2 separate regions of the Homo sapiens genome follow, and region 1 is linked to region 2. The links are chromatin loops, found by intact Hi-C in ENCODE. Cell type or tissue: IMR-90. All regions are shown on one strand. Links, peaks and the distances in the headings refer to the core of each region. The heading gives the core; the rest is flanking DNA. Region 1 overlaps LINC00858 (long intergenic non-protein coding RNA 858). Region 2 overlaps CCSER2 (coiled-coil serine rich protein 2).

The links. Hi-C counts contacts between places; a loop is a spot of excess contacts. Peaks named below come from ENCODE experiments on the same cell type or tissue, not always from the same donor. Only the 100,000 strongest peaks of a DNase experiment are listed, where the experiment ranks them.
Region 1: a loop joins it to region 2, with 2.0 times the contacts of the local background. A loop is called at or near these places in 1 of 110 quality-filtered maps.

The regions. Positions count from the first base shown.
Region 1 is chr10:84,290,103-84,305,337 of GRCh38, forward strand. LINC00858 (long intergenic non-protein coding RNA 858) reads left to right here. Exons shown (of 6, transcript NR_038220.1): 5 at 1,305-2,035; 6 at 3,144-4,557. Among named protein-coding and RNA genes, the nearest start is that of LINC00858, 18 kb to the left of the region's middle. RefSeq lists enhancers at 4,792-5,031, 7,773-8,273. In IMR-90, for the core only: no CTCF peak of the experiment used is centred there; a DNase peak (open chromatin) is centred at 6,509; H3K27ac peaks cover 1,606 bases.
Region 2 is chr10:84,356,185-84,371,419 of GRCh38, forward strand. It overlaps CCSER2 (coiled-coil serine rich protein 2), which reads left to right. Exons shown (of 10, transcript NM_001284240.2): 2 at 14,830-15,235. The coding sequence starts at 14,869. Among named protein-coding and RNA genes, the nearest start is that of CCSER2, 35 kb to the left of the region's middle. In IMR-90, for the core only: no CTCF peak of the experiment used is centred there; no DNase peak of the experiment used is centred there; H3K4me3 peaks cover 237 bases; H3K27ac peaks cover 104 bases.

The DNA.
Region 1 (15,235 bases), core at 5,099-7,598, 66 kb before region 2:
TTCAAGATTCCTCCAATGATTCTCATCTCCTGCTATTCATGCCCTTGTGTAGTTATCTCTTGCACAGAATAGGGCTGATGTGTGACCAGTAGGATATTATGGAAATGGCAGAATTTGATGTTCATAAAAGATGTTGCAGCTTTTACCTCGCTCTCTCAGATTATTCACCCTGGAGAAGGCTGTTGTTTATCTTTTCACATTGTGAAAACATTCAAGTGGCCCTCTGTGAAGTCCATGTGATTGGGACTTGAGGCTTCCTGACAATAGCCACCACGAATTTGCCGACCATGTGAGTGGCACAACTTTGTTCAGGTGACTGGAGGCCCAGCTGGCATTTTGCCTGCTATTTCATAAGAGACTCCAAGCCAGAACCATCCAACAGAGCCAACTAAGTCTCTTCCAAATTCCTGGCCCAAAGAAACTCTGAGAGATAATACATATTTATTGTTATTTAAGCCACTGAATTTCAGAGTAATTTGTTATGCAGAAATAAATAACACCAATTGTGTTGAATCCCATTTCTCTCTCATGGTATATATGTAGTCAGAAAACCATAGACTAAAATCCACAGGCATATATGATAGTCCTTGACATTACCCATGTCTTAGTTTAATAATCCTGGCTAGTTAAGTACTGCTAATCCATATCTCCAGAAAAATTTAGAAAGCCCTGATTTGCAGTGTTTACCTAGTTGTGTGGTGCAAATATTCCCACTGGTTGACATCATGCTACCAACACAGAGTTGGGAAGAAATGCACACAATTGGTTCTTGCAAGCTCATATGAGCCCCAACGCACCACTGAATTGAGCTCAGAAGAAATAGATTGGGTCAAGTAATCATACTGACCTCTGCCTGTTTGGCCAGAAGGATCTTCAGAGGTAGTGTAATGTTTTGACAATAGCTTTAGGACCAAATGACCAGGAACATAATTTTGCCTATGCTGTTTTCTGGCTGAGTGACCTCAATAGGTACTGCTTATTGGCAATAAGTGTCAGATTCTTCATCTGTAAAATGAGGATGGCAATTTCTGCTCATCAGAGATTTGAGAGAATTAAGTGAAAATAACAATAGCAAAAACAACAGTTATAAGTACTTACTATATATCAGGCCAGAGTTGCTTATAAGATATCATTACTTAATTTAATAATACAGGCAAAGCAGTAGGGACTAAATGAATGCTAACTATCAGCATTGTTATTACATTTCTGAGCAGGGAGCTGTTCATTAGAATGAACACTGAATCAGAAATTGTTGGAACTGACCTGTCTCCTATTTTCCAACCTCAATTCTTCGTCTTCCTAAGTTGGGCAAAAGGCTCCAGTGAAGAGCTGTGAGGCTTATGTATGGGGACTCACCAGGGGCCAGCCCAGGCTGCCCACAAGACCATGAGCCACCCTGTGACTGAATGAAGTGGAGAGAAGGGAAAGTAGTTAAGAAATCAAGAAAAGTGTCTTTCAGCACCATGGCCAGAAGTTGTGCCACAGAATTGGAACAGGGAAACCCAGAGAGCCAGTGCTGTCCTAGTCCTAGTGCTGAATGATCCCATTGGTGTCCTTAGAAGGGCTCTGACTTCAGCCCACCAGCAGCATGTGGACTTATAAGCTTTCTAGCAGAGTTGGAGATCCCCAGGAAAAAGAAATCTCTTAAAATGAAATGAAACTTCAATCAACCAAGGCTTTCTAGCCTGATGTGAGTTGTCTTTACACACATATACCTTTTTAACAAAGAAGAAGAAAAGAATGGACATTGATAGAACTTGCATTCTGTGTTCATCACCAGGATAGTTGCTTTATAAATATCATTTTGTTTTTAGTCACAACCCAATGCAGCATTTTCCTTACTGACAAAGAACCTGAGGCATGGAGAATTTAAGCAACTCCCTGAAGGCCACCCAGCTAATCAGCAGTGGGAAAAGAATTTAATTCTAGATCTTTCATTCTAAAGCCCAGCTCCTTACACACGTTGGATGCTACTATTTCCAAAATGTCAACAACACTTTGGACTATCAACCTGTCTAAAGAGTATTTGAAGCAGGTAATACAAATTGTTTTCTAATTTATTATGGTCAGTTCTCTTCTTTGAATCCAGGTGATGCTGATGTCTTCATACCTCCTCTTCACCCTTCAGAAGAGGTCCTCTTGCTTCTAGAAAGAGAATACAAATAGCTACATTCCTACTCAGTGGGAGAAAGTGAGACTGTTCCAGAAGATGAGGACTTAGGCTGGTAATGTCCTGAGGAAATGACTATGCCAACCTAGAGATCCCCTTGTGTGTGGTAAGGTCCCCAATGAACAGAATGGGGCCCTCACCTAACCACATCTCAGGCCTGGCTTCAAGATGGGTTTCAAACCAGAAAGTAATCATATCGGATGATTACTACATACTACATACATTGCCATCCTCATTTTATAGATGAAGAATCTGACTCTTATTGCCAATAAGCAGTGCATGTTGAGGTCACTCAGCCAGGAAATAGCAGAGGCAAATTTAGGCTCCTGGTCATTTGGTCCTAAAGCTACTGTCAGTAATCTCAGTATGCCTGAGATGTGGTCAGGTCAGCATACTTTAGAATGAACTTTTATGCTAAGATAATAACATGGTGGTTAAGTATTGACTCAGATTGCCTACATTTGCATTAAGTTTTCACTGTGCTAAACTTAAGTTTTCAGCTGTGTTATTTGGGGGCACTAACTCCATAAGCCTCAGGTTTTTTTTTTCTGTTTTTGTTTTTGTTTTGAGATGGCGTCTCGCTCTGTTGCCCAGGCTGGAGTGCAGTGGTGCAATCTCAGCTCACTGCAACTTCTGCCTCCCAGGTTCAAGCAATTCCCTGCCTCAGCCTCCCGAGTAGCTGGGATTACAGGCGCCTGCCACCATGCCTGGCTAATTTTTGTATTTTTAGTAGAGAGGGGGTTTCACTATGTTGGCCAGGCTGGTCTTGAACTCCTGACCTCATGATACACCTGCCTCGGCCTCCTAAAGTGCTGGGATTACAGGGGTGAGCCACTGTGCCCGGTGGGTTTTGTAGCTTTAAAATGGGAACTATAAGGTTGTTTACATGCAATTATGTATGTCATGTGCTTTCCCTAAGGAAATTATTCAACAAACTTTAGGTAGTTTTATTATTATTATTATTTCTGTGCAGTGATGCAGGCCTCTGAAGGAAAAGGTGCACATTTTCAACAATAAAAGAGAGACATTCCTTTAGTGTATCTCCACATTCCCTGAAGGGGAGCTGGAATGACATGACGGACTTGGCCTCAGGGCCCCAAGCCTTCCCTGTTGCAGTCTTCATGACACTCCTCAGAAGCAGCAACTCCAGCCATGTCTGGAACCATTCCTTACCAGACAGGAGGATATCATGGCCTCAACTCATGATCTGTACCAAGCCAAACCTCTTTTGGGGTACCCACCAAGCCTCAGGCCTCACCTTCTCTGCCCTGTTGTCCCTGCCCATCTGTCCTGGTTTTCTACTAGTTTCCACTACTGGACACTTGTCTGAGGCTGGGTCCCCACCTGGATCTTGTGGCCTCTTGCCCAGGGCTTGGAGGGAAGCTGCTCCCACACTTGAAGATGACAGCTGAGCATGGTCCTTTGTGGGCGTGCTGTCAGGAAGATGACAGTGCAATCTGTTTAATGTGCCAGTTGTCTCTGTGAGTCCCTCATCCGGATGAGCACTTGTCACACCCCTGCAGAGCCCCAGCTGGTTCTTAGAGAGGTGCTCCAGCTCTGTGATTACCTAATCTGGCTTCCCAATCTATCCCACAATGTGTCATTGCTGAGGTCCCTGTGGGTCTTGCAGATAAACTTGCTACAGTCATCCTACACAAAAAAGAAGCTCGTTATCATGAAACCGGCCTGCTTTTTAGCTCCTGGGCCCTAACTCACCCCAGATTGCTGCCAGCTCTTTTGTTTTCCCACTTAGACCAAAGGGATTGAGAAGCTTTCCCATTCCTTGGAGCTGCCACCCTCCATTCTAAGGCAGTCTCCCCCTTCACCCTGCTTGCTGCACCCCAGATGCTGCAAGGCCCATGTGCTGTTTTTGACTTCAGTACTTCAGATTGCTGTGGGAACACAGGAGGCAGCAGCCAGATGAGAAATTGAGTCTGACTCTGGAGTATTATAAAGTCCTTATAGTTACTGGCATTAGGTATAGGGTCTGTATTATTAAAGAGAAATTATTCACCAAACACTTGTTAAAAATGGCAAGACAGTTTATTTAAGAGCATTGCAATAGGTAAGTGCTATGGTCTCAATGTTTGTGTCTCCCTCAAATTCATAAGTTGAAACTTCACTTCCAAGATGAAGGAATTAGGAGGTGGGCACTTTAAGGGATGATTATGTCATAGGCCAGAGCCCTCATGAACGAGATCAGTGCCCTTCTAAAAGAGGCATTGGGAGAGACCCCTCACCTTTTCCATCATATGAGGACACAGCCAGGAAGCATCATCCACGAACCAGAAAATTGGCCCTTACCAGACACTGAATCTGCTGATGTCCTGACCATGGACTTCTGAGCCTTCTGAACTGTGAGAGATAAATTTCTGTTGTTTATAAGCCTTCTGGTTGATGATATTTTGTTATAGCAGCCCAAACAGAAGGGGACAGGGAGAGAGATGGAACTCAACTTCAAATACAAACAGGGACAAGTGGGGCTTTAGAGCCAGTGGGCCCAGTGAGGCAGAGGACAGAGAATTACTATGGGGAACTTGGGATAGGGGAGAGAGACCTGATTAGATATCAAGGGCAGGGGGGATTCCCAATAAACTGCCTCAGCAGAATTTTTGCTAAAACTGGGCTCAGCAGGCCATGGAGGAGGCCTAGTTGAGAAGAGGGCTCAGAGTGTGGTCAATGAGAGAGGCTTTGTCAGTTTCAGTCAGGGTTCTTCAGAGAAACAGAAACAATAAGAAAGAGAAAGATTGAGATTTATTTTAAGGGATTGAGTCATGCAATTGTGGATGCTGGCAAGTCTGAAATCTAGGGCAGGCCCTTTGGATAGAAATTCAGACAAGAGTTGAAATTGTAATCTTGGGCCCAAAGTCTGCAGGGCAGACCAGTGGGCTGGAAATCTAGACAGGATTTCTATGTCAGTTTTGAGGCAGAATGCCTTCTTCCCCTGACACCTCAGCTTTTGCTCCTAAGGCCTTCATCTGATTGGATGAGGCCCACCCACATCATGGAGGGTAATCTGCTTTACTTAAAGTCTGCCAATTGTAAATGTTAATCACATCTACAAAATGCCTTCCTAACAACATCCAGACTAGTTGACCAAACAACTGGCCCCAATCGCCTAGCCAAGTTGACAAGAAAAATTAGCCTTCACAGGGTCTGAAGAGAGTATGTGGACACCTAGACAGGTATGTTCAGTCCATCTTTGCTTCCAAGGGATGCTCACAAGTCTCCCCAGTTGATCCTATTTTTTAGGGAAGACAATGCAGAGGATCCTCCCCCACCCCCATCACCCCTTTCCATAACCTAGAGATAAAAATGAAGTAAGAAAGATTTGTTCCTGGGCCGGGTGTGGTGGCTCATACCTGTAATCCTAGAACTTTGGGAGGCCAAGGTGGGTGGATCACCAGCTCAGAAGTTCGAGACCAGCCTGGCCAACATGGCAAACCCCCATCTCTACTAATAATACAAAAATTAGCCAGGTGTGGTGGCGGGCAACTCTAATCCCAGCTACTCAGGAGGCTGAGGCAGGAGAATCGCTTGAACCTGGGAGGCGGGGGTTGCAGTGAGCCAAGATTGTGTCTCTGCACTCCAGCCTGGGCAACAAGAGCAACAAAAAACAAAAAACAAAAAAATTAAAACAAACAAACAAAAAAAGAGATTTGTTCCTGTACCTCAAGTGGACAACTGATGTCCAGAGACCCACTGGACTGAGAACATCCACCTTCCTCAGTTTCTGACTGCCGAGCAATGATGACTGGGGACATTTCATGCAGGTACATCACCGAGGAGTGAAGAAAGTAGTCACCTGAACCAAATAGTAAGGTCTCTGTCCCAGAGAGCCTGGGGGTTTGGCAAAAATGCTGTGAACACCCATATGGGCATTGCATTGTTAATCTGTACATGTGAACAAGAAAGGATTAGCCCCCAGACCTCATACTCAAGGATGATTGTAGTGGAAAGTCCCACTTCCCATTGTGCTTCTGCTTCCTGATGCTCAAGAATAAGCTTTAGGCTTGACCAAGTGGGGGTGGGAGGAAACACAAACAGAAACTGCCACTACCCTCCCCACAAGTAGAAAAATTTAAGCGTGTCTTGTTCTCTAATGAAGTTTTGTAACAGTAGCCTACATGGTGAAAACAAAGTCGAAGCCGCCTCCAGCGTGCTTAAAACCAGGTTTAAGCTGCTGGCTGCTACTGTTGCTTCACCAAGCACCTTAGTTCCAGGGAATGGGCTTCATCTCTGTTTCACAGAGAAGTCCCCTTTGCCAAAGAATGTGGGTGGCCTACAGAGAAGCAGGGCAGTGAATATACTTTCCCTGCCTTCTGTGATGCATTTTCTTCGTGCAGCTCTAAAGCAAGATTGTTTGTTGTTATAATGACGGCCTTTCCGTCTTTACTTACAACATCCTGTTCTCCCAGGACATTAAAGGCTGGGCTGAGAGACAAAGCTGAGGGACGCCTAGTCTGGCTGCCTCCCTGGTGCCAACCAAGTTCCTGACTGGATCAGGCTCAACCTACAGGAATTCCTCCCCCGTCATTCACTCACTAATGTGTTTTAAAAACATATTTTGAGTGCCTACTGCTGGTGCTAGGGAAACAGCTGTGACTAACCATCTCTGACATTCTGGGGTGCCCATCCTCACAAAGGAGGCCTCTGCTCCCAGCACACCAGTGGCAGATGTGTCCACATAGATCCGACTCCAGTTCAAACTCAAAATGACCTCTTTTACTCCTGCTATGTTATATATATTTAAATAGTTTTAAACATTTGTTAAATAGCATTTCATGGGGATATAGTTTCTCTTTCTCTCTTTCTTTTCTTTTCTTTTTTTTTTTTTTTCAGTCTCCCTCTGTCGCCCAGGCTGAAATGCAGTGGCTCAATCTCCTCCACCTCCTGTGTTCAAACGATTCTCCTGCCTCAGCCTGCCGAGTAGCTGGGACTACAGGCATGCACCACCATGCCTGGCTAATTTTTTTGTATTTTTAGTAGAGATGAGTTTTCACCACATTGGCCAGTCTGGTCTTGAACTCCTGACCTCAAGTGATCTGCCCGCCTTTGCCTCCCAAAGTGCTGAAATTACAGGTGTGAGCCATGGTGCCTGGCCAGATGGTGAACATAGTTTCAAAAATTAGATATAGTTTCTGCAATTAGAAAAATGCAGAAAGTGGGCCAAACGCAGTGGCTCATGCCTGTAATCCCAGCACTTTGGGAGGCCAAGGTGATCAAATCACTTTAGGCCAGGAGTTCAAGACCAGCCTCGCTAAAATGGCAAAACCCCATCTCTACTAAAAATACAAAAACTAGCTGGACTTAGTGGTGCATGCCTATAATTCCAGCTACTTGGGTGGCTGAGGCAGGAGAATTGCTTGAACCCAGGTGACAGAGATTGCAATTAGCCAAGATCGTGTCACTGCACTCCAGCCTGGGTGACAGAACAAGACTCTGTCTAAAAAGGAAAGAAAGAAAGAAAGAAAGAAAGAAAGAAAGAAAGAAAGAAAGAAAGAAAGAAAGAAAGAAAGAAAGAAAGGAAGGAAGGAAGGAAGGAAGGAAGGAAGGAAGGAAGGAAGGCAAGCAGGCAGGCAGGCAGGCAAGGGAAGGGAAGGGAAGGGAAGGGAAGGGAAGGGAGGGAAGGAAAGGAAGGGAGGGAAGGAAGGAAAGAGAGAAAGGGAAAAAAGAAAATAACCAAAACGAATAAAAAAAGAAAGAAAAATGCAGAAAAGTATGAAAAAGAAAAAGTATCACTTCTACATTCATATCCAGAGATAACAACGGCTAAAATACCGGTATATTTTCTTCCAGCCTGTTTTCCACCAATATATGTAAAATACGAAACATGTAACACATCCTTGGCTATTATCTCCCTTTCCTTCAGAAGGACTTGGGAGAACAAAGACTCTTGGCTAAAAACTAAATGAAGGTCTTTTTGGAAAGGCCATTTCACAGCCCCTCTCAGGGTAACCAAGGGAGCCTCCTTTGAAGCATAATGTGGCTTTTTTATTTTTCAGGCTGGCCCCAAAAGGCAGGAAGCAAGCCAAACAGGACACAGGCGCAGCATAACAATGTGGTGTACTGACTCCCAGGAAAAAGGGAGGCGTGCTCCTAATTATGAGGATGTTAAGGAAAGGGCTCCTTCCTCATTGTGGGTTTGGGCATGGTCCCTGACAGTTGGTACTAGTGTTTGTCCTTGGGAGATGTGGGTGGCGATGCTTGATGTAACAGGTGCATAATTTAAGGAGGCAGAAGAGCCCAAGGGTCACACTGGGAGGGAAGTTGACAAGAAAAGCTGACCCAGTGGTAGTGTCAACCTGGACCCCTGGTATCTGAGCACCGAAGTCCCTCCCATCCCAGGATGCACAGGGAACGTCTTCAATGGGGGGCTTCCTGACCATCTGCTGAAGCCTGGGGACTGCTCAGGATGAAAGAATCAGACTAAGGGAAGACACTGGAGTCATAGAAAGGGATGGGAGTGGGGCAGGAGATCCTGTTGTTCAGACGGGGGGCTTCTGTTGCCCAAAACGGAATGGAGGTTTAAAGAACGATGCATCACCACAGCAAGGCTGGACCTGGGATGTGTCCTCAGTTACACCCTCTGTGAGGGGCCCATCAACCCATTGCCGTCCCTTTGTCTTGTTTGTTTGTTTGTTTTTCTTGAGACGGAGTCTCGCTCTGTTGCCAGGCTGGAGTGCAATGGCGCAATCTCTGCTCACTGCAACCTCTGCCTCCTGGGTTCAAGCGATTCTTGTGCCTCAGCCTCCCAAGTAGCTGGGATTACAGGCGTGTGCCACCACACCCAGCTAATTTTTATATTTTTAGTAGAGACAGGGTTTCACGATGTTGGCCAGGCTGGTCTCGAACTCTTTACCTCACCATCTGCCCTCCTTGGCCTCCCAAAGTGCTGGGATTACAGGCGTGAGCCACCACACCTGCCCCCATCCCTTTGGATTTTGGGGAGAAGTGCTAATCACTACCTTCAATGAAGCAAATCTTCTTCCTCAACTGCCCAAATCAAAGCCCCCAAATTATGTCAGGACAGCCCAGATTGTAGTAGGAAGACAGAGGTCATTGGAAGGGAGCTTTTTCTCCTGGGGGGAGAAAAAAAAGAAGATAATTCTGTATCTGATACCACAGAGACTTTGTTTTTGTGTTTATTGTCTAATGGAAGAAAAGAAAGAATGTTAGGACATTAGAAAAGAAAGACACAGAGCTATACAAGAAGGACAATGTGGTCAAAACGCACTCCTTAGCTCTACAAAGAACATTGTCAGTGTGGACCTAATAAGGTAGCCTGTTTATTGATTTGACCAAAAATAGAAATAGAGCTACATTGGGAGAATGAAGAGAGGGGAGGGTGATGTAAGAGGGCTAAATCATGATCTATAGGAGGTAAAGCAGCAATGTCCGAATTTAGTAAACTACAACTATGAGTGTACGCTTGGGGAGAGATAGGGTATGGTCAGAGGTGGCACAAAGCAGTGCTTTATCATTATCTTCATCATGTATCCTCTTAGAACTCTTAGCCATGTTTGTGTATAACTTTTACTAAAAATTTATACATCTATAAAGAAAAACTGCCCCAACCATCTGTAAAATGAAAATGTGCCTTCTGGGATGGCTGCTGTAGGAAGCAGATACCCTGGGGCTTGCAAGGGGGTTGGAGGAGAGGGGCCTCATGCACTGCCCTACCATCCCTGTGCTGCCTTGGAGGACCAGCAGCAGCCAGGGCCCAGGTGACCTGGTAGAGACCAGCCATCCAGCAGGTCATGCTCTTCCAGCCATCCAGCAGGGAAGAGCTCCTGATGCTGAGGACCCCCAGAGAGGATCCCTCCTGAACCATGGGTCAGAACCTTCTCTCTACTTCCACACATGAGAGGCAGCTGGCCCTGACTGGGGAAGACCAGGTCAACTCTCCAGTTTCACACAGCTCTGTGTATGGCTTTTTCCATTTAAAATTATCTTGTGGGCATTTTTATGCAATATGTATCTTTTGGAATTTGGTGCAAATGCTATCTGGTCTCATTGTGTGGCTATACCATGTTAACGGCATATCTAAAACACAACACTGTGCTGGCTAAGAGTACAGGTGCATCAATCCTATTTTCTCAACTAGAACCCTGACTCTGTCACTTTCCAGCTGTGTGACATGCGGGGACACACAGCTTCAGCTTCTATCTCTGTAAAATAAGGTAATAAGAGTACCTAATTCACAGGGCACTTGTGAGATTTAAATAAATAAATACATGCAAAGTGCTCAGAGCAAGACCCACTGCTTAATAAACACATAACACATTGTAGCTATTACTATTTTTTAGCAATCCTAGCCAGATTAGGTGGCTGGTGCCTGAAATCCCAGCTACTGAGGTAGGAGGTAGGAGGATCCCTTGAGTTCAACCGTTTGAGGCTGCAGTGAGCTATGACTGTGCCACTGCACTCCAGCTTGGGTGACAGAGTAAGACCCTGTCTCTAATAAAAATAATAATAAGAAGAAGACTCCATCCTCATTTTATTTTATTTATGTACTTATTTATTTTGAGACAGAGTCTCGCTCTGTGCCCAGGCTGCAGTGCAGTGCGTGATCTTGGTTCACTTCAACTTCTGCCTCCCGGGTTCAAGCAATTCTCCTGCCTCAGCCTCTCGAGTAGCTAGCTGGGACTACAGGCACACACAACTACGCCTGGCTAATTTTGGTATTTTTAGTAGAGACAGGGTTTCACCATGTTGGCCAGGCTTGTCTTCAACTCCTGACCTGAGGTGACCCACCTGCCTCTGCCTCCCAAAGTCCTGGGCTTACAGGCGTGAGCCACCGCACCTGGCCGCCATCCTCATTTTAAATATAGGATTTCTTTTTCCTAAAGCACACTTTAATAAACCTCCTTATACAACTTAATCACACACAAAAATTCATATTCGTTAAAGAAAAAAATAGACCATGCACATGAGCAAAAAAAGAAAACAAAAGCTACTTGGAATATTACCCTTTTCCCCCAAAGATAACCGTAATATATTTGGTGCTATATATTTCAAATCTCTTTCCTTTGCGTGTGTGTGTATACACATATGTATACATATACATACACACACATATTTACACATATACACACAATATATTTGTACACTATATACACACATAACTCCTTAGAAAAATTCGTTTTGTGATACTGTTTTATAGTTTTCTTTTTACCAGTTAAGAATAGATCATTGGAGTTATGTGTGTATATAGTGTATATTTTGTGTATATGCGTATATATGTGTGTGTATATATATATGTATACATGTATGTATACACACACACAAAGGAAAGATATATATATGTATATATGTATACATATGTATATATACACATATATACATATATACACATACATATACGTACACACACACACACACACACACACACACAGGAAAGAGATTTGAAATATATACACCAAATATATTGTGGTTATCTTTGGGGGAAAAGGGTAATATTCCAATTAGCCGGGCGTGGTGGCAGGCACCCGTAGTCCCAGCTACTTGGGAGGTTGAGGCAGGAGAATGGCGTGAACCTGGGAAGCGGAGCTTGCAGTGAGCCTAGATCGTGCCACTGCACTCCAGCCTGGGTGACAGAGCGTGACTTCATCTCAAAAAAAAAAAAAAAAGAGTAGATCATTTATAGTTTTCTTTTTCCATTTAAGAAAAAAGTCAACAATAATTTTTAATGGCTGCCTAGTATTCCTTTTCATGTTTGTATTACTCTTTGTTAGTACCCATTGTCCATCACAAACAGCATTTTATTATTCCAAGTTTTGTGTGTGTGCTGAGATAAAAAGCTCACACAGTCTACTCAGGTCCAAAGAGTATAGCTTTTAATTTTCTCTGCAATGATCATAAGATAGTCTCCATTGTGTGTAATAATGAGGAAAACTTAGATGTGCCATTTAAAAGTTTAGCAATCTCTTCTGGTTTATGTCTCTGATTATTCTGTCAATATTCAGTCTCCTACTTCTGAAATCAGCGTCTGGGCTGATGGGGAGTACAGCGTGTCTTCAGCAGCCTCCCCAGCTGTGTGCCCTGTCACATCTGGCCATGGAGTGGAGCAGGCACCTTGGCCTCATGGGAACCTCCCTGTGCAAACTCCTGCAAGCCCTCCATGCCTAGACCATTTTGTCATCAGCCTCCTGGCCAGTCTGTCTAGGCTGGTGCTTTCAGATTTCAGCATGCATGCAAATCACCTGGAAAGTTTGTGAAAACAGACTCCTAGGCACCACATCCAGAGATTCTGATCAGTAGGTCTGGGGTGGGATGGAGAGTCTGCACTTCTAACAAGCTCCCAGGTGAGGCAGGTCCCAAAGCCACACTTTGGAAATGAGTACCCTCATCTACATCTTCACCACAGCCTTGCTGTGCAGTCACTTTGCTCTCACCAAGGTAGTACCTTGGCTGGTCTCTGGCTCTCAACCGAGCTGCCTCCCCACACATTACCAAGAGCTTAAGAGATATCCTAGATTCCTGGTTTTCCATAAGGGAAATTGGAGTGGGGAAGGGGGAGTGGTTCCTACAGCCCTCCCTCTGAGGACATCCCATGCTGCCTCCTCTCCCCCAGGTTGATATGAGGGCTCCTTTTCAGAGGCGCCTTTCCAAAGCACCAACTGGGAAGAGAAACACAAGCTCCCCCCACCCACCCCCCTTACTTCAGGCTTTTGTTCCAAGGTAATTTTTATCTGCCATCTTCCTCCATTTTAACATTAAACCTGAATGTGTAGAGAGATAGACGCAGGGTCACTGTTATCTGACATCCTATGCATCTCTTTCTTACTCCTCACTTTCCTCCCAGAACCAGAGAGCCTTTCTTTTGTTTCCCTCTTGTCTGGAAGTCACTCCTTCATTGTTAATGCCTTGTTTTGTTGTGTGTGTGTGTGTGGCGGCGGGGGGGGGGGCGGGGGGTAGACATTTGGTCACCTTCCCTGGGGCCATAATGGCAGAGTGGCTTCTGGGGAATATAATTTATAGAATATTAAAAATATATAGTTTAATGTTTTCAAAATGTCTCTGGTACACATAGTAATTGTGTTTTATTTTTCGTCATTACATTTGCCAGAATTTGTCTATTTGTTTATGCTGTTTTATTTGATTTTACTTATTAATTTTACTTTTTTCCTATTTTCAGACTCAATAATTATGTTACCTTTATTACATAGGGTAATTATATGTAATACCTTATTATATTTATTATATTTTTTCTTCTACCCTTCTAGGTTTTCTCTGGAATCCTGTACCAAAAAGAAGATTAACAAACAGAAGTTTATTAACATATATATCTAATAAATAGATAAGAGATACCAAAGACATGGCTTTAAGCTAAAACAAAAGAAGAAAGGTGTGAGGGAGGCAAGCTATGGGAAGGTAGCCAGAAAACCAGGTGACCAGGAGAGGTTATGCAGACTGAAGTTGGAGCCTTCTCAATGGATTAGAGTATTAGAGTTGTGATTTTTTTTTCCTTGACACAGACAGTCTTGCTCTGTCGCCCGGGCTGGAGTGCAGTGGTGCGATCTTGGCTCACTGCAATCTCCACCTCCCGGGTTCAAGTGATTCTCCTGCCTCAGCCTCCTGAGTAACTGGGACTACAGGTGCACATCACCATACCCATCTAATTTTTGTATTTTTGTGATTTTTTTAAAGTATATTTTTTAGTAGAGTTTTGTTTTGTTTTGTTTTCAGTTTTTCAACTTCTATTTTAGATTCAGGGCATAGATGCAGTTTTGTTAGATGGGTATGTTGCATGATGCTGAGGTTTGGGGTACAATTGATCCCATCACCCAGGTACTAAGTATAGTGCCTAATATTATTTCAACCCTTGTGCTCCCCCTCCTCTAGTAGTCCTCAGTGTCTGTTGCTGCCATCTTTATGTCCGTGAGTACCCAATGTTTAGGTCCCACTTATAAGTGAAAACATGCAGTATTTGGTTTTCTGTTCCTGCATTAATTTGCTTAAGGTAATAGCCTCCAGCTGCATTCACGTTGCTGCAAAGGACATGATTTCGTTCTTTTTTATGGCTGCATATCTTGTGATTCACAGCCATCCTTCTCTTCCTGGTACAGAGAAGAAGACACTCTTACTAATGGAGATTTCCTCTATAAATTTAAATTTCCTTTACCAAAGCGTAACTTATACTCTGTTTCAGAGCTTCTCCTGTGGCCACTGTTGCTGAAAATAATCAGCTCAAGATAATCCTTATGCCAAAGAAGCATATTTGGTGCAGTATATTCTGGTTTCCTACAGTCATATTTTGGGGTAGCATATTCTGGTCTCCTACAGTTATGTTCTTCATTTTTAGATTTTTTTTCCTTGTTTTTCCTAACATCCTGAATGGAAGGTTTCTTTTGTTTTCATCATTTTGAACTTTAAAGATATATTTCACACTCACATAGAAGTATGTAATTGTACACACATGGGATCATGCCATAGGTGCCGTTTTTACTGTAGAGGCCTTCTCTGCCACTACCACCTCCACCATCCCTTCACAGGAGCACCACACCTCGCATCTTTCTTCTTATATAATAAAACATCTGAAGCTAGAAGCTTATACTTTTTTTTTCCTTTTTTTTTTTGAGATGGAGTTTTTGCTCTGTTGCCCAGGCTGGCATGCAATGGCATGATCTTAGCTCACTGCAAACTCCGCCTCCCGGATTCAAGCAATTCTCTGCCTCAGCCTCCAGAGTAGCTGGGATTACAGGCGCCCACCACCACGCCCAGCTAATTTTTGTATTTTTAGTAGAGACAGAGTTTAACCATGTTGGCCAGGCTGGTCTCAAACTCCTGACCTCAGGTGATCCAACTGCCTCAGCCTCCCAAAGTGCTAGGATTACAGGCATGAGCCACTGCACCCAGCCTAGAAGCTTATCTTTTTATATGATTTGACTATATCCATTACTTCAACATGTAGTATTATCACTGTCTTTTAATTTCTAAAGACATGAAAATCCTGCTGTAGTTTGTGCCATAAATAATGTGAATTTGAAGACAATGCATATTTAGATCTATTGAGATTGGTGCTTTATTTCTTCCCTCTTCTGAACTCTCTCTTCCTTTTCA
Region 2 (15,235 bases), core at 5,078-7,577:
AAGTTGAGTTCTGTTAGTCCTAAGCACAATGAGATATTTGATGGTTATTATAATTAATTCATAGAGGCAAACATTGCACCTAACTTTAGTCACTTTGGTATTTGGCAAATCAAGCAGATTCTCAGTGTCGGTACTCGGGATTGGTTAAATGCTGTTAACTATTTTAAGGATTTTTACTTTTAAAAAATGTTAAGGTATGGGTGTCCTAGTTGCTATTAAGAGTTGTGTGAGCAATTATCTAAAACATTTTGTAACTAAATCATACAGGGAGCCAGTATTTGAAGAGCACAGTCATACTGAGACTAAAACTGCGCTATACTCTATTTCTTTTGTAATTTAGTATTTTTTTAAAAAAATGTTTTATGCCAAAAGTTTTAAGTTCCTTCTTCAAAAAAATGAAAGAAGTAGGTGTCGTGGATATGCGTAGAGATTGAGATTCTAAATTAGAATACATTATTAAGAAGGAAGCTATCAGGGAAGAGATCGGTTTCTTCATTAGGGTTAGTAACCCAATATAGTTTGTGGAGAGGTGGAAAAAAATCAATATCATGCATTAGTACCTGTTTTACTTACGTAAACAGGAACCTATGAATAGGAGCTTATAAACCAGTTCTATAGGACCTCAGATATTAATTGAAATATACTGCCAATTGTGTGATAAGCTGTTATACATTATGTGTGTGTGTGTATATACATATAGATGTGCTGATAATGTAAATTTGAGGTAAAAATTAGTAAAATACCTAGCAAGACACTGTTAAGGAATATGCTGTTTATTCTTGCTTTTAACCTACATTTGTAAAAAACCAGTTAGGTGCCAGCCTATGTCTTAGGGCTTGACTGAGGCAGCAGATGATTGAAAGTCAGTCTGTGTTCTCAAAGAACTTGGCCTCCAGTGGAGGGAAAATAAACTTTGAGTGTCTGAGGGGCATTACTTGGTGTGTTGACAAGAAATGAGAGCCCACATCTGAGGCTGGTGGGTTTGGCTTCTGCAAAGACGGTTTGATACCATGAAGAATGTGTGAAGGGTGAGGGGTAGTGCATTTCAGACACAAGACTATATGTGTAAACACATGTCTGTTAACCCCAGAACTCCCAACAAGTCAGGCATAAACCTTTACAATTAGTCGAATAATTGGGGCTGATGACTAACTACACCGTCCATAGAAACCTTGAAAATTCCCTAGCTCCCTTTTCCCTCCATTGGACTTGCTTCCCAGTGTATGGCCTCATATTTCTTTTTTATGACATTTATTATATTTTTGTGTTTTTTTTTTTTTTTTGAGACGGAGTCTCTCTCTGTCACCCTGGCTGGAATGAAGTGGTGTGATCTCGGCTCACTGCAAGCTCTGCCTCCCGGGCTCACGCCATTCTCCAGCCTCAGCCTCCCGAGTAGCTGGGACTACAGGTGCCTGCCACCTCGCCCGGCTAATTTTTTTGTGTTTTTAGTAGAGACGGGGTTTCACCGTGTTAGCCAGGATGGTCTTGATCTCCTGACCTCGTGATTCGCCCGCCTCAGACTCCCAAAGTGTTGGGATTACAGGCGTGAGCCACCGCGCTCGGCCATATTTTTGTGTTTTTAAATGTCTAGTCTTTGCTGGGCCATTAGCTCTAGGAGTGCAAGGTTCATATCTGTCTGTGACAACTGTATCCACAATAACTTGTGCAGTTGCTGGCACATAATGGATGTTCAGTAAATACTTAGTAGACAAATAATGCTTCTATGGGTGACATAATGGTGTTATGGAAAGCATATAGTAGTTCTGTTGAAGAAGAGAATGTGGTTTAATGCATGATTTTAAGTATGATTTTCCTTTCCCATTAGGTGGAATTTAGCCATCTAGACAGTAAAGAACACACATGCCTCTTGAGTTGCTCACCTCTGTTTTCCCCTGCCTACAGTGGTTTGGAAGACATAGATAACTATGAAATAGGACATTTTGGGTGAGGTTAGGGTCTAAAGTTAGCATGGAGTTTAAAAATCTTGTATAGTTGCCGTTGAGAAGCCAGATGGTGACTTAAGTTTAACCTGGTTATCTTTTCTTGCAGCTTTGGTTGAGTACCAAAGAGTTGGTCAGTTCAGAGAGTTGGCTTCTGCAAAAAATACCCATTTTCAGATAGTAGTATATCACTGTTGGTAATTTGTTCATACTGTGCCAAGCATGTATAAACTGAGACTTACTGAGAGAGGAGGAGATTCATGTCTTTTCCTATATGTTCACTTTGTAAGTATATTTTTATAGAGTGGAATGATGGGTGGAATCACCTATACCATTAATGTTCCTCTAGCTCTGGAAAGTAATTTTACTTTGTCTAAATTCAAATATATATGTGTTGGGAGGCTGAGATGGGAAGATCACCTGAGCTCAGGAGTTGAGGCTGCAGTGAGCTGTGATAGCACCACTGCATGCTGGCTTGGGTGACAGTGAGACCCTATCTAAATATATATATATGTATATATGTGTATATATATATACATATACATATATGTATATATATATACACACACACACGTGTATATATATATTTATTAATTATACACAGACACGTAATGTGATTGCCTCAACTATTCCCTCCTCCACCATCTCCACTCTTTTCAGGTACAGAAGTTCATTTATTTACAAACAGTTTTAAGTTCTGAAAGGCTGTTCATAAATTCTTTTTGTAAATAATCGCTAACATTTTCCTTTGGTGTCAGGCATTGCTGAGAAACTTTCATTTTGATTGGTTGCCTTGTTCATATGTACAGAAGCTTATGAGTTGAAAGTAGAGGAGTTTCTGTATGTGGGACCTGTGAACCTAGGCATTTACTGTCTCCTGGTCCTAGGACCCTGCTTTGCTTAGTGAAGTTTGCTCTTCAGAAAGATTCCTGTAACCTTCTCCCACTGGAAATGACTCAAGACCAGGAATATCTAATTTTCAGGACATACACTTTTTTGTCCCAACTTTTTTTTTTCTTTTTAAAAAGTGCTTTATGTCCAAAGGATTACTTAATTCCCCTAGGATGAGTTAATTCAGGCATTACTGTATCAATAGTATTTTATACAGTTGTGGAATTGGGAGGGGACTTCATTTATCTCCCCCTGGTGCACCTGCAACTCTGAAGGGTCCATTGTATCTGGGGGAAACAGAATGGAATGTAAAAAATGTTTAGTTGATTTATGTGAGGGTCAGGTCAAGAACAGGTTAAACTAATTACGATAATAGGGGTTAAAATAGAGCAGTGGTTCCACAGTGTTTGTGTGTATCAGAATCACCTGGAAGGCTTTATTAAAACAAGATCTCTGGGCTCTACAGAATTGCTGAGCACTATATCTAAGGTAAGGCCTTAGAAAATCTATTTTTAACAAGTTTCTAGGTGTTATTGATGCTACTGCTGATCAGCCTTGGTCAGGGTAGTTAGAAGTTTATGATTTTGCTAATTCAAGAGTCCTTTGTCTTTTGTAGGAGGAGTTAAATGTAGAGATCCAGGGTTTGGGAGTTCTCTGAATAGGGGTATATAAGTGCTCCTGAGAGAGAATGAAAATGAATGCTAAGAGAAGGAGGATAATGTGGAATGTGCTGAAATTTATTTCCTATCTCTTTCCCTGATGAAAGCATCCTTATTTGGGGTTTACTTTTTTATTTTTATTTTATTTTTTTTTTCTGAGACAGAGTCTCACTCTGTTGTCCAGGCTGGAGTGCAGTCGTGCAATGTCAGCTCACTGCAACTTCCACCTCCCGAGTTCAAGTGATTCTCCTATCTCAGCCTCCCAAGTAGCTGGGATTATAGGCACCTGCCACCACACCCAGCTGATTTTTGTATTTTTAGTAGAGATGGGGTTTCACCATCTTGGCCAGGCTGGTCTGGAACTCCTGACCTCAGGTGATCACCTGTCTCAACCACCTAAAGTGCTGGGATGACAGGTGTGAGCCACTGTGCCTGGCTGGGGTTTACTTTTTTAAATGGAAGTTTTATATGGATGTTTTCAAACATCATGTGTAGAGAAAACAGCATAATTAATCCCTGGTGTTATTTACCACTTACCTTTTAATAGTTTCAGTTTTAACTGTCACACTCCCTTTTTTGAGGGGTGTTTTGATATTTAATGGAGTGTTTCAGATTTTCTTACTTTGTGATTCTATCTTTTTTTCTGTATTTATCAGTTGTGGTTCTTCTATAAAGAAGATTTTCCATCAATTTTTTGGTTACTTTGAAATACAAGAAGAGCAGGATACATGCTTATTTCTTTTATCAATTTGTAGAATAAGTTGTCTTTGCAGTAAGGCTTATTTTTACTATTTATAGGAGTAGAAGCAGTTTGAGGCTTTTAATTTTTTAAGAGAAGCTTTAAAAAATGAAGTATAACTTACATACAATAAAATACATAAATCTTAAATGATGTACTCTTGGTGAATTTTACACCATCCAGATCAAGTTGCCAATGTCTCAGTCAACCCCTTTTCAGTTAGCCCGCTCTTGCAGAGTTAGTCTCTGTCCCAGGGATTTCCAACGTATGAATTCCAGATCGGCAGAATCAACATCACCTGGAAACTTGTTAAAAATACTTTTTCCTAAGGCCTTACCTTTGATATGTTGGTTCAGAAACTCTGGGAGTGGAGTCCAGAGATCTTGTTTTAATGAAGTCTTCCGGGTGATTCTGATACACACAAGCACTGTGGAACCACTGCTGTATTCTAACACATATTATCATAATTACTTTAATCAGTTCTTGACCTTACTCTCACATAAATGGATCAACTGAACATTTCTCCCATTCCATTCTGTTTCCTCCACATGCACTGGATTTTTTTCCTGTGCCCCTGGGTGAGAAGTCTTGCTGCTGCTTCCCCAGCAGTTTAAGGCTTTTGCTTCAGAGGACAGAAGGAGGCAGGGAAGTGAGAGGGTTTGTGTTTGTTCCAGTGCAGGCTTTCATCACCTCCTGCATGCCTGTGCCGTTAAGAGGGGGCTTTCTTATATGTTTCTCTTGAATGCTAGGTTGAGGCCCATGAGGAAGAGCTTGCTGTTGTGCTAGTCCACATTTGGCTTTTAAGCAGACATTAAAATGTTAGCTTATTACTCCTTTTTATGGTGGTCATTTCTGTCTTTTATGCTCAGCCAAAAGTGAAACTGTTAAATGTCCCGTCTCTCCTGGGAGGGGCTTGTCTCCCTTTGGAATTTGGTTGACTTGCTTGCCTTACAATAACAGCTTTCTGATGGGCTTATGAAAGGTTATGATTTTGAAGATTATCTGGCTCTTCCAGGTTTTTAGGTAGGAGTGATATTAATTGCAGCTTTTTACATCGAAAATGGAAATCTGACCTTCATATAAATGGAATCACACTATATTTATCCTCAAGTCTCTGGATTCTCTTGTTTAAAGGATCCTGTTAGTTTTATCTGTATTGTTGCATATAGCAATAATTAGGTCTTCATTACCATGTTGTATTCTATTATGTAGAAACTACCACTAACATTTTTCTTTTTTTTTTTTGAGATGGAGTTTCGCTCTTGTTGTCCAGGCTAGAGTGCAGTGGTGCAATCTCACCTCACTGCAACCTCTGCGTTTTGGATTTTTGGATTCTCCTGCCTCAGCCTCCCGAGTAGCTGGGATTACAGGCATGCACCACCATGCCTGGCTAATTTTGTATTTTGAGTAGAGACAGGGTTTCTCCACATTGGTCAGGCTGGTCTTGAACTCCCGACCTCAGGTGATCCGCCCACCTCGGCCTCCCAAAGTGCTGGGATTACAGGCGTGAGCCACCGTGCCTGGCCTCACTAACATTTTTCTATGAAACTATAATTCTAACGTATGTAGATGTTTACAAAATGTTTCATGTTTAGGTATTTACTGTTTGTCATATACTGAGCAAGCTGGGGCTTGAGTAGTGTATTCTGGTGAATCAAACCCAGTATGTGCCATTAGTGAATTTATGGCCTAGTAGTCTTCCATCCATGTTAATGTTACTCCTGTTACTGTTCTTCCTGATGCTGGATCTCCTATGGCCCTGTCCCTACTGCCCATTTAATTTAATATAGGGAACTTTGCTCAAGCAGATCCTGTATAGACTGAAATGTTAAATGTTTGCTTGTTTTGATTTGACCTGGTGTTTGTAAAATGTCTGTACTTAATTGTTATAGGTGTCTACTATTTTAAAAGGCAGTATATGGGTCAATATTGACGTAGTTTGGCATGTGTCATCTTTTCCTAGCCCTCTGCACATTAATGACATTTGCATGCCCCACAGGTATTTGAGTTTTGTGTTCCTGTACCAACTGGTAAAATTTGGAGGGAGAAATTTTTATGGTTTGGCCAGGGGAACTTCTGGTTCCTCTTGTTAGTATTTTTGTTCTTTTAAGTTTAAATTTCAGGAAGTAATATACATTGGATCTGCATAATAACCTTATTTAATGTTCTTAAACCACAAATTCCTTTTGAGCTTAACTTTTACAAGTTACTTTGAACTCCATTTATGTGAGTGAAAATGAAGTTGTAGCTGGAGCACAGAAAGGTCATATTGATACAATAAAGAGGCTTTGTGTTGAGCATGGCATGTCCTCTTTAAAACTTTGAAGAATCTGGAAGTAAGCGCACCATTTTAAACCTTTACTTTGGCTAAAGTTGTCATTTTTGCTTATTTAATTGGTATTTTATTTTATTTTATTTTAATTTATTTTATTTTATTTTTGAGATGGAGTTTCACTCTTGTCACCCAGGCTGGAGTGCAATGGCGCAATCTCCGGTCACTGCAACCTCTGCCTTCTGGGTTCAAGCAATGCTTTAGCCTCAGCCTCCCAAGTAGCTAGAATTACAGGTGCCTGCCACCACGCCCAGCTAATTTTTTTTTTTTTTTGTATTTTTAGTAGAGATGGGGTTTTACCATGTTGGCCAGGCTGGTCTCAAACTCCTGACCTCAGGTGATCCACCCGCCTTGGCCTCCCAAAGTGCTGGGATTACAGGTGTGAGCCACCACACCCAGCTATTTTTTTTTTTTTTTTTTGTATTTTTAGTAGAGATGGGGTTTTACCATGTTGGCCAGACTGGTCTCAAACTCCTGACCTCAGGTGATCCACCTGCCTGGGCCTCCCAAAGTGCTGGGATTACAGGTGTGAGCCACCACGCCTGGCCACTTATTTAATTGCTATAATCAAGCCTTTGAATCAGCTTATGCCACAGATGACAGCCAGGAAAAAATGGGAAAAGGGGATATGAAAGAAGTAGTTGAGTAACACAAGGTTAAAAAAAATTACTTTAAATTCTGATCTAGTTGTCTGAACTTGAAAGCAGATTTCCGAAGTAACTGCTTATACGTGTGTAGTCATCAGTATTGTTGTTCAGTTAATTGCTCTTGTACTTAGTAGTGAGTTTATGTCTGTTTAAACCCCTAAAATGCAGACAATTTATACCTTCTAAAAAACTATTTGAAAAACTAAAAAAAGACAGTGAGTGGGTGGTTCCTCAGATGATGAGGTAATGGATATGAAAGGAGTTTGAAAAAGTGACAGCTCTTACTGTTCTTCTGCTAAATTTCTGTAATTAATATCTAGGTCCTTTGCAGTCTTTATGGTTTTCCTCTGACATTAGCCATTCAGTCCCTTCCTTCATTCTTGTCCCTTGTTGTTAGTAGGCTTCTCAGAATACAGGCAGCATCGCTTAACGAAGGGGATCTGTTCTGAGAAATGCCTCCTTAGGCCATTGTTGTTCTGTGAACATCATAGAGTATACTTACACAGATGCAGATGGTATAGCCTACTACACACCAAGGCTATATGGTATACTATCTTGCTTATAGGCTACAAACCTGTACAGCATATTACTGTATTGAATACTGTAGGCAGTTGTAACACAATGGTAAGGAATTGTTTATCTAAAGTTATGTAAACATAGAAAAGTTACAATAAAAATACTATATAAAAGAGAAAAAAATGGTATACCAGTATGGGGCACTTGAATGGAGCTTACAGGACTGAAAGTTGCTCTGGATGAGTTAGTGAGTGAGTGGTGAGTGAATGTGAAGGCCTAAGACATCATTGCACACTAGTATAGACTTTATAAACTCTGTACAAACAGATACAATAAATATGTAAAAAATAAAGTAATTGCATTACAATGTTACAATGGCTAGCATGTCACTAGGCTATAGGAATTTTTCAGCTCCACTGTAATCTCATGGGACCATCGTTGTAAATATAGTCCATTATTGACTGTAACATCATTGCTTGGCTCACTGACTGTATTTCATTCCTTTGTCATGAAGGCAGTTTTCATTGGCCCTGGAATCAGGTAAACTTGAACCCGAATCCTCTTTGACAGTTTATGAATTTGTGACTTTGGACAAGTATATTAGCCTCTCTGAATCTTGGTTTTAGCTATTTAAGATGGGAAGAAATCTACTACCTTATAATGTTATGAAGATTAAACAAAAAGTATGAAGTGGTAAGCATGGTACCTATCATGTAAGTGCTTAATAATATTTGCTGCTGCTTTTCCCTTATCCAATTGTGGATTTCTTTTAAAAGCGAGAAGCTTGATTTACAGTTTTAAAAAAAGGCATTTATAAGTATTTTTGAATTTTTTTTTGTTTTTTTTTTTTTGAGATGGAGTCTGGCTCTTTTGTCCAGGCTGTAGTGCAGTGGTATGATCTCGGCTCACTGCAACCTCTGCCTCCCGAGTTCAAGTGATTCTTGTGCCTCAGCCTCCCGAGTAGCTCAGATTACAGGTGTGTGCCACCATGCCTGGCTAATTTTTGTATTTGTGGCAGAGACAGGGTCTCACCATATTGGCCAGGCTGGTCTCGAACTCCTGACCTCAGGTGATCTACATGCTTCAGCTGCCCAGAGTGCTGGGATTATAGGCGTGAGTCACCACGCCCGGCCTGAAAAAAATTTTTAAATATTAAATACCAATACTGTAAATTTGCTATACTTTAAAAAATTATTCTTGCAGAAACTAAAAAAAAACTGACATTTTCAAGCACTGGTCCAGATATTAGTCTTAGTTCACCACTAAATTAAAGCTCACAGATGGTATTAAAGTGTCTCAGAGATTATATCATTAGATGATGTAGGCAACATATATTTTTTCAAATTGTTAATGAATGGATTTTTTAGACACCTAACAGATTACAGTTTAGGTAAAGTGCATCAAAGACAGCATGGCTACCAAAATGAAGCAGACTCACAATGTCTATTTTATTTTATTTCAAAATTATAAGCAAATATAAGGGAAAATTTCATGAACTTTTAAAGACAGATGGTAGCTCATCAACGAATGAAGTGATAATATTCATAACGTAAACTTCATAGTGGAGCTGTCAGACTAGTTTATCTTAAGACCAAAGTTCAAGATGATTGATGTGATTTGTGTTGCAATTATTTGTACATTTAGAAATCGTTATTCTTCATAGAGAATAGCACATTCAGGTTCTAACATTATTCTTTTCCCCCACAAACTGGTGGAACCACAAACACCAGTAACAGTGTGTCTCTCTTGTGGGCTCATCTTGTGCCTCTAAGTTATTAATACTGAAGATGCTCTTGGGAGATAACATGTATTACCCTCATCTTAGGCAGGAAAATAGAGGCATAGAGAAAGGAAAGAATATAATTTTCTTTCCGTGGTCTACTTGTGACAGGCGGGGAAATGTTAAAGCCTTTCTGACTCACAGGCTCTTTAATCTTTAACATGTATTATTTATTGATTTGCAAAATGACCCTAATATGTAATATCAATACCAGTTTTCTTATGTTTATACCGAAAGTGGTTGTGGGTATGGTAGTATGTTTTGTGGAAAAGACCATTATCAAAAATGAGGAAGACAGTTGTCTGGCATGGATATTGCCACTGTCCCTTGCTCTGCTCCTGGCAAACATTGCTGCTTGATCATGTCACTACTTCAGAAGCTAGATTTGACCTCAGCATCCTTTTTGTTTTTTAAAAATTTTAATGTTAAATTTTTAGTAGAGATGAGGTCTCACTATGTTGCTCAGTATGGCCTTCAACTCCTGAGCTCAAGCGATCCTTTCGCCTCAGCTTCCCAAACTGTTGAGATTACAGGTGTGAGCCACTGTGCCCGGCCTCGGAATCCTTTTCAACATATTGCCCAAGGGAGCTATTACCAGTCAATCACAGGTCCACAAAACAAAGTTCTTTTTTAGTCTTTCCTTACTGTTGAATTAATTTACATTAAGAGATTATGAATTTACTTAAAAGTTGAGGATCTATTAAATTTGTAGTCCTGTAGCTGGCCTCAAAGTACAGTATATAAGACTTAGTTTATGTTCTCAGCAGGTTTACTTTCCTGTGGGTCAAATAGACATGCACACAATTAGAAGACAAACTCAGCTATATTATTGCTGTGAAGAGAATAGAGAATGATGTAAGATTAATTTTAACTGGAAATGTTGGTGGATGTGGTGATTTTGGACTTTGAGGATAGAATCTTCCAAGGGGTCTTTAGCAAAGGCAAAGAAGTTAGAAAATATAGGATGGATTTTGGGCAATGACAAATAACGTATCTTGGCTTAAGTATATAACAAGGATAAGGTAGAATCAAATAGAGTAGCTTGCTCCCTGTACAATGAGTTTTGGGTTTTATTTTGTTGTTCCTAGTCTCACAGATGGTTTTTAATCAGTAGAATGACGTGATCCAGATCTTTGCTTTAAGAAGATAACTGCTGACAGTTTGAATAGAAGTAAGGTTGGAATCTTGACAAATGTAGGAATCCTTGGTAGTAGTACAGGAAGAAATGATGAGCATAAGAACTAGAATTGTGGAATGGAAGTGGTGAATTTAGAATAAATTTTTAATGGTAAAATTAATGTGATTCCTACAGGATTAAGTTATCCCCAGAGGCTCCAGCATTTCTTTGGAAGGTTATCCAGTTATTTCCTTTGTATATTCCAAGTTTAAAAAATTTTTTAAAGGTGATTTTTTTTCTCTACTTGTATTTCTGGAGAATTATTTCTTTATCCTTGGTATTTCATTAACTTAAATAGGATACGTATTTGCATCTGTGATTTGATATATTTTTTCTTTCCCTCCATAGATTTTTTTTCACCTTTATTTTAGGGATATTTTCTATTATGTCCTCCTGCCTTTTCTCTTCCATTTAATTAGTTATTCTACTTCAGGGATACTAATTATCTTTCTGTTCAGCCTTTGTCCTACATTTTCTTTCTAATTCAATATCTTTGTCTTTTTTTTCTCCTCGATACTTTTTTTTTTTTGAAACAGGGTCTCACTCTTTCAGCCAGGCTGGAGCGCAGTGGCTTGATCACGGCTCACTGCAGCCTCAACCTCGTGGGCTCAGTTGATCTTCCCGCTTTAGCCTTCTGAGTAGCTGGGACAACAGGTGTGTGCCACCATGCCTGGCTAATTCTTGTATTTTTTTTGTAGAGATGAGGTTTTGCCATGTTGTCCAGGCTGGTCTCACACTCCTGGTCTCAAGTGATCAACCCACCTTAGCCTCCTCGATATACTCTTGTTACCTTAAGATTTTTCTCCTTGCCATTTGTTTAAGTCTTTGCTTCTTTTCCTTGCTTTTTTTTTTTTTTCTTTCAAATTCATTGTTCTTCTTAATTGGTTTCCTTAACGCTGAAGCCTTTCTTTTCAATTTACCTGTTTTGTCTTTTCATCTTTGGGCTTTTGTTTCATTAGATGCATGTTCTTATTAGGTTGTTCTGTGTTACAAGAAACTGTTTATATGATTGTATGGGCATTTCTTTTTGTCTTGCTCAGGCTTAATTTGGATACCTAGGTCAAGACTTCGCTTTTGCCCTTCTGTGGCCCTATGCTTTCCCATCTCCTTAGATTGCGTTAAATGTCCTATACCAGTCTCATTTCATACTGCTGAGGGTACAGTACATGTCTATGGGCTTCAGATCCTTCCCTCAACTCAGTATAGGGACTTAGAAGTTGGCAGATCCTGGTGATGCCTCTGCCTAGGTTTTGAAGCCTCTGTGCTCGGGATATTTTTCCTCAACTTTTGTAGGGCATGGCAAATCAAATTTTTTCTATCCAAACTAGAGGTATTTCTTAAAATTTTCAAGTTTTTTAGTTCACATTTCTTTCTCACTACTGCTTCCAGGCAGTAATCAGGCTGCCAGTCATACTGTACCATACAGAATTTTTTTCTGTCCGCTACTTTTTAAACTTTATAAGTTCTTAGTTTAAATAGTTTTTTGTATTACAGTGTGTAACTGATAGGTTTTCTGCTGAAAAAAACCACATACACACAAATATATATATATATCTCTTAGTTGTTGGTAACAGGACGTTCTTTAGTCTTTTTTCACTCTATACTTGAACATTTGTACGATTTTCTAAATATTTACTTTTGACATAATAACATGTATTATAGGAACTCTACTTCTTAGGCCAGGGTTGACTTGGAATCAGTTGTTTTAAAAATAAAAAAAAATTCTCATGACTTTAGTAATTAAGGTTTTTCGAATGTCTTCTAGCTTTTATAAAACCATGTATTTTTTTAAAAAAATAATATGTTCTTTAATTACCTTTTATTTCACTGGCTTTAAGGGAACAGGTGATTTTTGGCTGCATGAATGAATTGTGTAGTGGTGAAGTCTGAGATTTTAGTGCACGTGCCACCCGAATAGTATACATTGTACCCTACTACATTGTGTAGTTTTTAAAAAATCTCTCATCCCTCTCCCATCATCCCCCTTTCTGAGTCTCCAGTGTCCATTATTCCTCTCTGTATGCCTTTGCATACCCATAACTTAGCTCTTAATTACAAGTAAGAACATGTGGTATTTGGTTTTTCATTCCTGAATTACTTCAGAATAATGGCCTCCATCTCCATCCACGTTGCTTCAAAAGATATTATTTCATTCTTTTTTATGGCTGAGTAGTATTCCATGGTGTATTTTTTTAATTCACTCATTGGTTGATGGGTACTTAGGTTGGTTCCACATCTGGCAATTGTGAATTTTGCTGTGATAAACATACATATGCAGGTTTTTTTTTTTTTTGATACAGTTTTCCTTTGGGTAGATACCCAGTAGTGAGATTGCTGGATCAAATGGTAGATTTAGTTCTTTGAGAAATCTACATACTGTTTCCCATAGAGGTAGTACTAATTTACATTACCACCAGCAGTACCTAAATGTTCCCTTTTCATCACATCTATGCCAATATCTATTGTTTTTTGACTTTTTAATAATAGCCATTCTGGCTGGGATAAGGTGATATCTCATTGTGGTTTTAATTTGCACGTCCCTGATGATTAGTGATGTTGAGCATTTTTTTTTCATGTTTCTTGGTCATTGTATACCTTCTTTTGAAAAATGTTTGTTGATGTTATTTGCCCACTTTTTGATGGGATTATTTTTTTCCTTGCAGATTAGTTGGAGTTCCTTATAGATTCTGGATACTAATCTTTTGTTAGATGCATAGTTTGCAAGTATTTTCTCCCATTCTGTGGGTTGTCTGTTTACTCTGATTATTTTTTGCTGAGCAGAAGCTTTTTAGTTTAATTAGGTCTCATTTATTTTTTTGTTGCATTTGCTTTTTGTGTCTTAGTCGTAAATTCTTTGCCTAGACCAATATCCAGAAGAGTTTTTCCTAGGTTTTCTTCTAGCATTTTTATGGTTTCATGCCTTGGATTTAAGTCTTAAATCCATCTTGGTTGATTTTTGTATATGGTAAGAGATAGGGATCCAATTTCATTCTTCTACATGTGGCTATCCAGTTTTCCTGGCAACATTTATTGAATAAGGCGTTCTTTTCCCAATTTTCATTTATGTATGCTTTGTCAAAGGTCAGTTGATTGTATTTGGCTTTATTTCTGGGTTCTCTACTCTGTTCCTTTGCTCTATGTATGTACTTTTATACCAGTACCATGCTGTTTTTGTTACTATAGTAGCCTTGTAGTATAATTTGAAGTTGAGTAATGTGATGCCTCCAGATTTGGTTTTTTGTTTAAGATTGTTTTTTGGTTCCATATGAATTTTAGGATTGTTTTGTCTAATTCTGGGAAAAATGATGTTGGTATTTCGATACAAATTGCATTGAATCTGTAGACTGCTTTGGGCAGCATGGTCATTTTCATGATATGGATTCCTCTAATGCATGAGTGTGGGATGTATTTCCATTCGTTTGCATTGTCTGTGATTTCTTTCAGAAGTGTTTTGCACTTCTCCTTGTAGAGATCTTTTACTTCCTTGGTTAAGTATACCTAGGTATTTTATTTTATTTTTTTGCAGCTATGGTCAAAGGGATTGAGTTCTTGATTCTCAGCTTAGTCATTGTTGGTATGCTACTGATTTGTGTACTTTGATTTTGCAACCTGTGACTTTACTGGATTTATCAAATCTTGGAATCTTTTGGAGGAGTCCGTAGGATTTTCTAGATATATAATCATATCATTGGCAAACAGAGATAGTTTGACTTCTTCTTTTCCAATCTGAATGCCTTTTATTTCATTCTCTTGCCTGAGTGCACTGGCTGTGGCTTTCCATATGTTCTTATTTTTAAAGGAGAGACTTTTACCCAAAATGAAAAAATTATTTGGATTGGAAATTGGAAGAAGTACTCTGTAAGTATTATTTTTTACATAGTCAAATTTGGTGGTTTAATTTTATTTCTAGATTTTGCTGTCATTCATAGCATACATTTATAAAAGTTTATAAAAATGTTCTTTATTTTCTTCCAACATAAAGTTATTAATTTAATTAGTGCATTCGGTATTTGCCAGGAGTTCTGTAGGAATCATGAGTAGCTTTTGGGTTTTTCTGCGTATAAAAGTGTAAGTATCATATTATGTAATAATTCATGTAATTATCCTTATTTAGGAATGTTTAATGTACTTCTTTTTTCTCTTCACAGATTCTTTCAACTTTTAAGAACAAATGCACCTTATAGCTCATGGAAGAAAAAACACAAATCAAGACATTTTTGGGTTCCAAGTTGCCAAAGTATGGAACAAAATCTGTAAGAAGTACATTGCAGCCAATGCCAAATGGGACACCTGTTAATTTATTAGGAACTTCCAAGAATAGTAATGTCAAAAGTTACATCAAAAATAATGGCTCTGATTGTCCATCATCTCATTCATTTAATTGGAGGAAAGCAAATAAATATCAGCTTTGTGCACAAGGTGTCGAAGAGCCTAACAATACTCAAAATTCACATGATAAAATAATTGATCCTGAAAAACGTGTTCCTACTCAAGGAATGTTTGATAAAAATGGGATAAAGGGAGGTTTGAAAAGTGTTTCTTTATTCACATCAA